Linked DNA regions of Mus musculus: regions 2 and 3 are each linked to region 1. Evidence: chromatin loops called from intact Hi-C (ENCODE). Cell type or tissue: heart. All regions are shown on one strand.

Region 1 (2,500 bases):
ACAAATATTTTTCTGCGAAGATAGCAAAAGAGATGTGAAAACCAAACCTAACATTTATTAATCTCCAGAGAACTCTGCCATGTAGCTGTTTCTGTAGTCCCAGCGTCTGTGATTCTTGGGTCCAGCCTGGTCTAAACAGAGTGTTCTGAGGCAGCCAATGCTATATAGAGAGACCTGTCTCAAAAACAACCTTCAAGTAAATGACAAACCCAGGTGGTCAGTGCGTTCACAATTTAGTGGCCCACTCAAAACAAAACAAAACAGCTGGGCGTGGTGCGACACACTTTAATTCCAGAATTTGGGAGGCAGAGGCAGGAGGGAATCTCTGAGTTCGAGTCCAGCCTGGTCTACATAGCTAGCTCCTGGACAGCCAGGACTATGCAGTGAGAACCCGTTTCGAATAACAAAACAAGAGTCCCCTTGCTCTGGCACTTGGCTATGGTTTGCATCCCAGCTCTCTTAGGCTGACTTCCTCCGCAATCTGAAACAGCCCGGCTGGGTGATGAAGGATATGGCCACATCTTTTCCTCCACTCTCCGTCGAGGTGTGATTCCCTCCGTCCACCCCCGCTCCCGAAGTGAAACCACCTGACGTTTAATAATCGGCAGAATTCTCTTTTTAAGAGTGTTCATCACAACCTGTAACCTGCACCGGAGGAGCCTAGGACAGCGGCTGTGCAGCAGCGACCGCAGGTGGGGCTCCTCGGCAGTCCCTAGAGGCGGCCCCGCTCCCTCTGCGCCCCCAGCCTGCAAGGGGGCCCCGCGGAGCGCGCTCCTGGCACTACACCGCTCCCCTCCCCAGCCTTCCGCCCTGCATCCGCGTGACTGGGAAGCCATCCCTGTCCCTGGACGCCCTGGTCCCCGCCCGTCCGCCGACCCCAGCCGCCAGGCCCCAGGGCGGGCGGGGCGCAGGGATGCGGGCGGGCGGACGTTGCCATGGAGACCCCGGGAGCCCCCGGTTCCCGGGTGACTGCGTGACCCAAGCGAAGGATGGTGACCCCGGCTGCTGCCCTTACCCATGGCGGCGGTGCGTGCGGGACACGGGCTCGCGGAGCGGGTCAGCAGCTCCCCGCAGGCGCGCGGCGGCCACCGCGTCTGGCCCGGCTCGGCGCTGCCACAGCGCCCCTGGCGGCGGGAGGACGCCACGGCCGCGTGAAGCTGGTCCCCGCCGATCACCCCCACCCCCACCCCAACCCCCATTTGACCAACCCTGACAGCGTCAGAGAAAGAGGCGTGACGGGGACCTGGGGCACAGCGCCAAGGGAGGATGTAGATGCGGGCCTCAAGCTACCTGTCAAGGTTTCATCCTTGCAGGCTGGATGGGTTTAAGGAACACACCGGCCGACTCGGAGCTAGCCGACAGATTTTAGAAAACCTCACACAATTAGCAGAGCCGGCGGCTTGTAATGCCAGCATTTGAGAGATGGGAGTTAGATGGATCCGTAGTTGAAGACCAGGCTCACTTACATAATGGATTTGAAGCTCGCCTAGTCTCAAAGGAAGACACTAAATCCAGCTGCTAACCCCAGCACTCAACAGGAGTGGACGCAGGAGGACTGCTAGGACCTTGAGGTTACTCTGAGCTACCTAACAAGTGCCAGGTCGTCTAAGGATAGCTACAAAACCCCTGTTGCATGTAACAAAATGTGATACTTTGTAAGTGGGTATGGTGGACCTAGAAAATACCAACTCTTAGGAGTTGGAGGAAAGACACAAGACCCCAGTTCCATGTAACAAAATGTGATACTTTGTAAGCGGGTATGGTGGACCTAGAAAATACCAACTCTTAGGAGTTGGAGGAAAGACCTAGAGTGTTTGTTGCTTAAAAAAAAAAAAAAAATCCTTTCCTTAGTGAGGTGTAAACAACGTCTACCAAATGCTTCCAAAATTCTGAGGACACACCAAAAATGATTAACACCGTTCCCGCTGAAGAAGCAGTGAGTTATGGGGGATACTGGGGAGGACTTCGAAATCCCTCTAGGAATGATGACTCCTTCCTGGCTGCAGATAGTCACCCCTCCACTAGCCCCTCCCTTCCTATATGTTAGTTCCTCCCTAAGGCCATTTGCAGTTAGGGTAGAATTGCATACAACAGCTTGCAAGAGAAAGACTGGTTGTTCCTGTGAAGGTCCCATGACCCTCCCTCCCTGCCCTCCTATGAGGGAATTCAAGTCAACTTGCCCAGCTGTGATCTTTTGCAAGCAGATGTAGGCCAGTTTGCTGAAAACAGTGGTAGTTTTGACTCAGTCCTGTACAACACAGTTCAAGATCATTCTCCCAGACATTCGAGATTTCAAGGCCAGCCTGGGTTATACAGGGCTGTCTTTTAAAAAATGCACAGGCACACACACACACATGAATGCTTCCTCCTGCCTTTCAACTTGCCATAGATAAAACTTGCAACAGGCACCTGGGTGTGCTGCCTGTCATATACCTATAACCCCGGGATCCACCCTTCAGGCAAAAGCAAGCAGATCTTGATTCCGGAGCTAATAAACCCA
Region 2 (2,500 bases), 86 kb before region 1:
TCATTGTGACAAAGGTCAGGGTGCTGTTCCTGTTCTCTGGACAGAGGAGGGGTCAAAGGTCAGGAAAATAAGTTTGGTATTGGGACCCTCCACCCTGCCAGTATACAGATTCAAGGCAAGTAACCTACCACTGAGCTACTGACCCAGCCAACTTTATTATCTATCTATCTATCTATCTATTTATTTATTTTGGTTTTTCAAGACAGGATTTCTCTGTGCAATTCTGGCCATCCTAGAACTCACTCTGTAGACCAGGCTAGCCTCGAACTCAGAAATCCATGCCTCTGCCTCCCAAGTGCTGGGATTACAGGCATGGGCCACCACTGCCCAGCCCCCAGCTAACTTTAAATATTTTTTATTATTATTTAATTTCTTTTTCAAGAAAAGATCTTAACTATGAAGTCCCTACTAGCCTGGAACTCCCTATGTAGGTCAGGCTGGTTTTGAACTCACAAAGATCCGTCTGCTTCTACCTCTGGAGTGCTGGTGGTGCATACACGGAATCCAGTACTAGGAACATCGAGGCAGGAAGTCAGGAGCACAGGGTAGGCAATAGCTACACAGAGAATCCAGGGCAAGCCTGGGCCATATAAATACCTGTCTCAAAAAACAGACATCCAGGAGCCAAGTGTGGTGACACACACCTTTAATCCCAGCTCTGGAGGGAGAGGCAGAAGATCTCTGCTAGAGATCTAGCCTAGTCCACAGATTAAGTTCCAAGACAGCTACCTAGCTCAGAAAAAACAAACAAACAAACAAACAAACAAACAACAAACCAAAACCAAGAAACCACCTATACACACACATGCACAGATACAAGCATACAAAAAATCCACATTACGTATTTTGTGAAACAGCACAGCCGCAGAGGCCAGTGTGGCGTGGCCGCACAAGGGGACTTCACTCACTGGCGTAAACCATCTCAGTCCAAAGCGAGAGCCTTCAGAGGAGGAAAAGCCAAAGGGATGCAAGTCAGACCCCATGCAGGCTTTCCAGCTTTCAGACTTTCCTAAATCTCTCGATGGTGTGGCTAGCAGCGAACTGTGGTCAAATGACCAGTGCAGACATCCACAGGCTCCCTGCAGTTAGGTGTAGAGCCAAAACTGTAGGCTCACCAACACCCTCTTAGTCCATTTGGGTTGCTATAGAAGAACCCCACGGTTTGGGTGACTCTTCAAGAGAAATTCTCTGTTATAGGTCTGATGGCTTAGAGGTTCACCGCCTAGGGGCTGGCACCTGCCAAGCGCCTTCTCAACTACATCAGCTCCGGGCAGGCACAGCCACAAGAGGGCACCCAATACCCATGTCAGTTCTATCCTGTCCTGAGATTCCCAAACACACCCTCAAAGATGTCAACTGTCATCTCCTTTTAGGCCCAGCTACCCACACGCTGCCCTGGGGACCCACTTTCAACAACTGCACTTAGGTGGTGGGGGACACCTTAAACTATACATTTAGACTTAACTTCAGTATACCTTCTCCTAGATGAGAAGACCCAAGGGTGCTGTCGGCATGCAAATAACACATTAACATCTCCCTTAAACCTCCCACCCAGGAATGAACGAAGAAACATGCACTTACTTTGTGTGAAGCTGTCAGTCGGCTGCAGTTTCCTGATGAAAGCCGTTTCTGAGAGGTTCATCTCCCTCGCAATTTGCTGATGGGCGTCTTCCTCCAATGTCTAATTAGAAACAAGCAGTTATTGAGACTTTGGACTCCCTGGTGTGGCAAACTCTCTGTTAGTTAACATAGCAGTTTACTCTCAACTTCTGAAGCTCAAGTTACGTGTGGAGGCAAATTTATAGAGACAACCTTTCAGATTCTATACAAGTGAAAAGACCTCAGTGTATTATCAAGTAAAAGGTCCGGTGCTACAGGGAATCAGTTCTAGGGCTTCTTGCATGCTAGCCAGCCTCTATCACTGGGCTATGGCCCCAGGCATTTATCCACTTATTTCTTTGTTTGTTTTCCTTTGTAGACACGTTTTAAGATGCTCAGGTGGGTCTTCTTTAGCTTGTAATTTTTTTATGCTTCACAGTTGGATCATATAGAGGCATATTCTCTCTTCTCTCTCTCTCTCTCTCTCTCTCTCTCTCTCTCTCTCTCTCTCGTGTGCATGGTTGTTTTGATTGCATGTGTGTCTGGAACAGGAGTTACAATTGAGAGCTGCCATGTAGGTGCTGGGAACAGAACACTTGTCCTTTGGAAGAGCAGCCAGTTCTCTTAACTATTGAGCCATCTCTCCAGCCCCTAATTTTACATTAAAAAAAAAGATATTACATTTATGGGAGGGGGACTGGGGGTGTGTGCTTGAATGCCACCATGCCCGTGTAGAGGTCAGAAGAAAGGGTGTGGAAGCTAGCTCTGTCCTCCCACTGTGTGGGAGGCCATGAGTCTTAGCAGCAAGTGGTTTTACTTAAGGGACACATCTTACCAGCCCCTCTGTTCTTCCTTATAACATTAAAGACACCAATCCTTACAAAGTGCTTCTCTAGTGCCG
Region 3 (2,500 bases), 110 kb after region 1:
AGGAGGCAGGAGCTGGGGCTTGCTTCCTGAGAATTGTGCAGCTGTCAAGGTGACTGTGATGGGGCTGTGATCAGTCTCTGTACAGCTTTTTGGCAGTGACCTTGGGCCAGCCCTGCTTGCCACAGCTACTCTGGTCCTCGGCCACTAGAGCCTTTGCCGCTGTTACAGCAGACTGCAAGGGAGCTAACAGGAGGAAGGCTGCTCTTGGTCCTGCCTTTCCTGGAGTCTGGCAGGTGTCATGTGGTGCCAGCTCCCTAAGTCTACCACTCACTGAGTATGGGTGCAGTTCAGGTGTGTGTGTGTGTGTGTGTGTGTGTGTGTGTGTGTGTGTGTAAGTGATGGAGCTAGTGAGCGGGCTCGGATGTTCAATCCCGGGCTCGGGTTCAGCTCCTGGGGAAGTGGCTGGTTGACCACTAAGCCGGTGTGCAAGAAGCCTCAACCTGGGAACCCAGTCGGAGGCTTGAGAAGAGAGGCTTGGCTGCAGGTGATGATCTTGGGAGGAGAGGAGACAGGACCCCCCCCCCCCCAGATTCAGGTTGGAGTCTGCCTTCTGGTAAGGCCGGTTTCTCTGGGCACTGAAGGTCATCAACAGCTTACATACATATACAGTCTTCCATATCTGTAGTCACCGAGAGAGTGTATGTATGAGTGTATTCTGAAAACTCCACCCCCTCTCCTGTCCACATCCTGTCCTTTTTCGCTTCTAAGTGGCTGATTGTCATTTTTCAGTCCGACTTTATCGTTGGACATTTATTGACAGAAATCAAATCGCTGTTTTTAGGCCAAGCGCCGGCTGCACCGAGGTGTGGTTCCCAGGAATGAGACACGCAGCCCAACAGCTGAGCCTGCGCTGTCCTTACTTAACCTCCCTGCCTTCAATATCGCCAATATTTAGCCTTGCCTTATAAAGTCAAAATGCACAATACCTTCCAGGGTTGCTGTGAGCCCCGATGCCCCCTTTGGCTCAGGGGCTATCTCCTGCCCGGTGATACAGAGTAGCGCGCCCCTCCCTGCGCCGACCTGCCCTGGTGCCACCCAGAGGTTCCTGCTAAGGGAGACTCCTCCATCGATCCGATGGTGGCGACCTGGGGGATTTGAGAACATTGTCTTTTGCAGAAGCCTCCTGTGATTTCGGTGGCGGCGACCAGATCCTCTGCAGAGAACTCCATGTCGCAGCTTGTGGCTGCCTGTGTCCTGTGGTGAGAGCCCAGCCTCACAGGAGATCCTTTGTCTGGGATAGTGCTAGGCTGCGAAGATCACTTTGGAGTCTCTAAGCTCTGCCTTGCCATTGGCTGCACTCTTTGTGGGGCTGTTTTTGCAAAAGGCATGCCCAGCACGTCTACAGTGCTGGCAGGCCAGGGCTGCCTTGAAACACCATGATAATGATACCAAAAGCAGTTTGCAGAGCTGCTCTCTGTGGAGGCTTCCTCTGCAGAAGCAGGCAAGATGGCTACCTCGTGGGCTTCGCCGTGAAGAATGCAGAAGCTAATTAAGACAGACTTTTAGGGGGAAAGGGGGCATTTCCCTCCATCTTTATTTATGCAAGGTTGTTGGCTGTTTTTCTTTCCAGTGACTTTTAAAGTATACATTTTGCATAAGCTCTTCAGGGTCTGACTGACCAACATGTTGATGGTATTAAATGATATAAGTAGTTTTTTACAGAGAAGTAGCAAAATTTTTGGCGGGCGGGAGGGGGAGAAGGGTGGCAGCTGATCTATATAATAATAATAATAATAATAATAATAGTTATTATTATTATATATGTATATAAATGGAGGCTCACATTTCAATTTTACTTTTTTTTTTTTTTTTAATTTTAGGTTACAAAAGAAAACAAGAGGCCCCAGAGGGAAAAGAAGCCCAAAGTTTTAAAGGTAATCAGCTCTTGATTAAATGCTATTTGTGTTTTTCCATTTTATACAGTATAGAGTATTTTTCTGTCATCTGAGGGTGAATTTACAGTATAGGGGATTTGGATTCTCCCAGGTTGTCAGGGCTTACATGAATTTTCACTCAGCCAGAGTTGCCCTCCTCCCCTCCCCCTTATGGTCCACATTAGCATCCTTCATTTGCAGCTTATAAATGTTGCAGAGAAGGAAAAGTTTATATGCAAAGTGTTGAATAATCCCTTCTCCTCTCCAGCCCCCTTTGTGCCACCTGCATCTGTGGCACATTAGTCCCATGGTAGAGAAGTTGACAGCTATGATTCATTGTGATTTAAAAAAAATTTTTTAAACACCTAGAAAATACTATATTGTAAAACCTGATATATTATTTTCCCGGGAATGGGGGAGGAGGGAATGACCTTACAGGTTTTAGTTCAACTTCAAATGCATTGAGACCTTACAGTTAAATGCTAATGGCTTGATGTGAAGTGCTCACTATGCTATAGTTAATTTTGGTTGCCATAGATTTAAGGAATCAGCGTGTTTTACGTACTTCGTATAGATTGCATGCTGAGGGTTCAACGGCAATCTGATTTGCTTGCTAGCTTGGGATC

Evidence for each region. Hi-C counts contacts between places; a loop is a spot of excess contacts. Peaks named below come from ENCODE experiments on the same cell type or tissue, not always from the same donor. Only the 100,000 strongest peaks of a DNase experiment are listed, where the experiment ranks them.
Region 2: a loop joins it to region 1, with 4 times the contacts of the local background. A loop is called at or near these places in 13 of 42 quality-filtered maps.
Region 3: a loop joins it to region 1, with 2.2 times the contacts of the local background. A loop is called at or near these places in 3 of 42 quality-filtered maps.

The regions. Positions count from the first base shown.
Region 1 is chr10:62,978,848-62,981,347 of GRCm38, reverse strand. Rufy2 (RUN and FYVE domain-containing 2) reads right to left here and starts at 1,096. Exons shown (of 18, transcript NM_027425.4): 1 at 1,016-1,096. The coding sequence starts at 1,019. In heart, a CTCF peak has its summit at 1,109; DNase peaks (open chromatin) are centred at 927 and 1,087; H3K4me3 peaks cover 1,521 bases; H3K27ac peaks cover 1,305 bases.
Region 2 is chr10:63,064,965-63,067,464 of GRCm38, reverse strand. Pbld1 (phenazine biosynthesis-like protein domain containing 1) reads right to left here. Exons shown (of 9, transcript NM_026701.3): 2 at 1,582-1,681; 3 at 842-940; 4 at 1-36. Among named protein-coding and RNA genes, the nearest start is that of Pbld1, 4.6 kb to the right of the region's middle. In heart, a CTCF peak has its summit at 1,284 (motif pointing right); a DNase peak (open chromatin) is centred at 1,274.
Region 3 is chr10:62,864,182-62,866,681 of GRCm38, reverse strand. Tet1 (tet methylcytosine dioxygenase 1) reads left to right here. Exons shown (of 13, transcript NM_001253857.2): 3 at 1,821-1,874. Gm51805 (a long non-coding RNA gene) reads right to left here and starts at 1,012. Exons shown (of 3, transcript XR_003949007.1): 1 at 927-1,012. In heart, no CTCF peak of the experiment used is centred here; DNase peaks (open chromatin) are centred at 11 and 1,261; H3K4me3 peaks cover 2,341 bases; H3K27ac peaks cover 2,449 bases.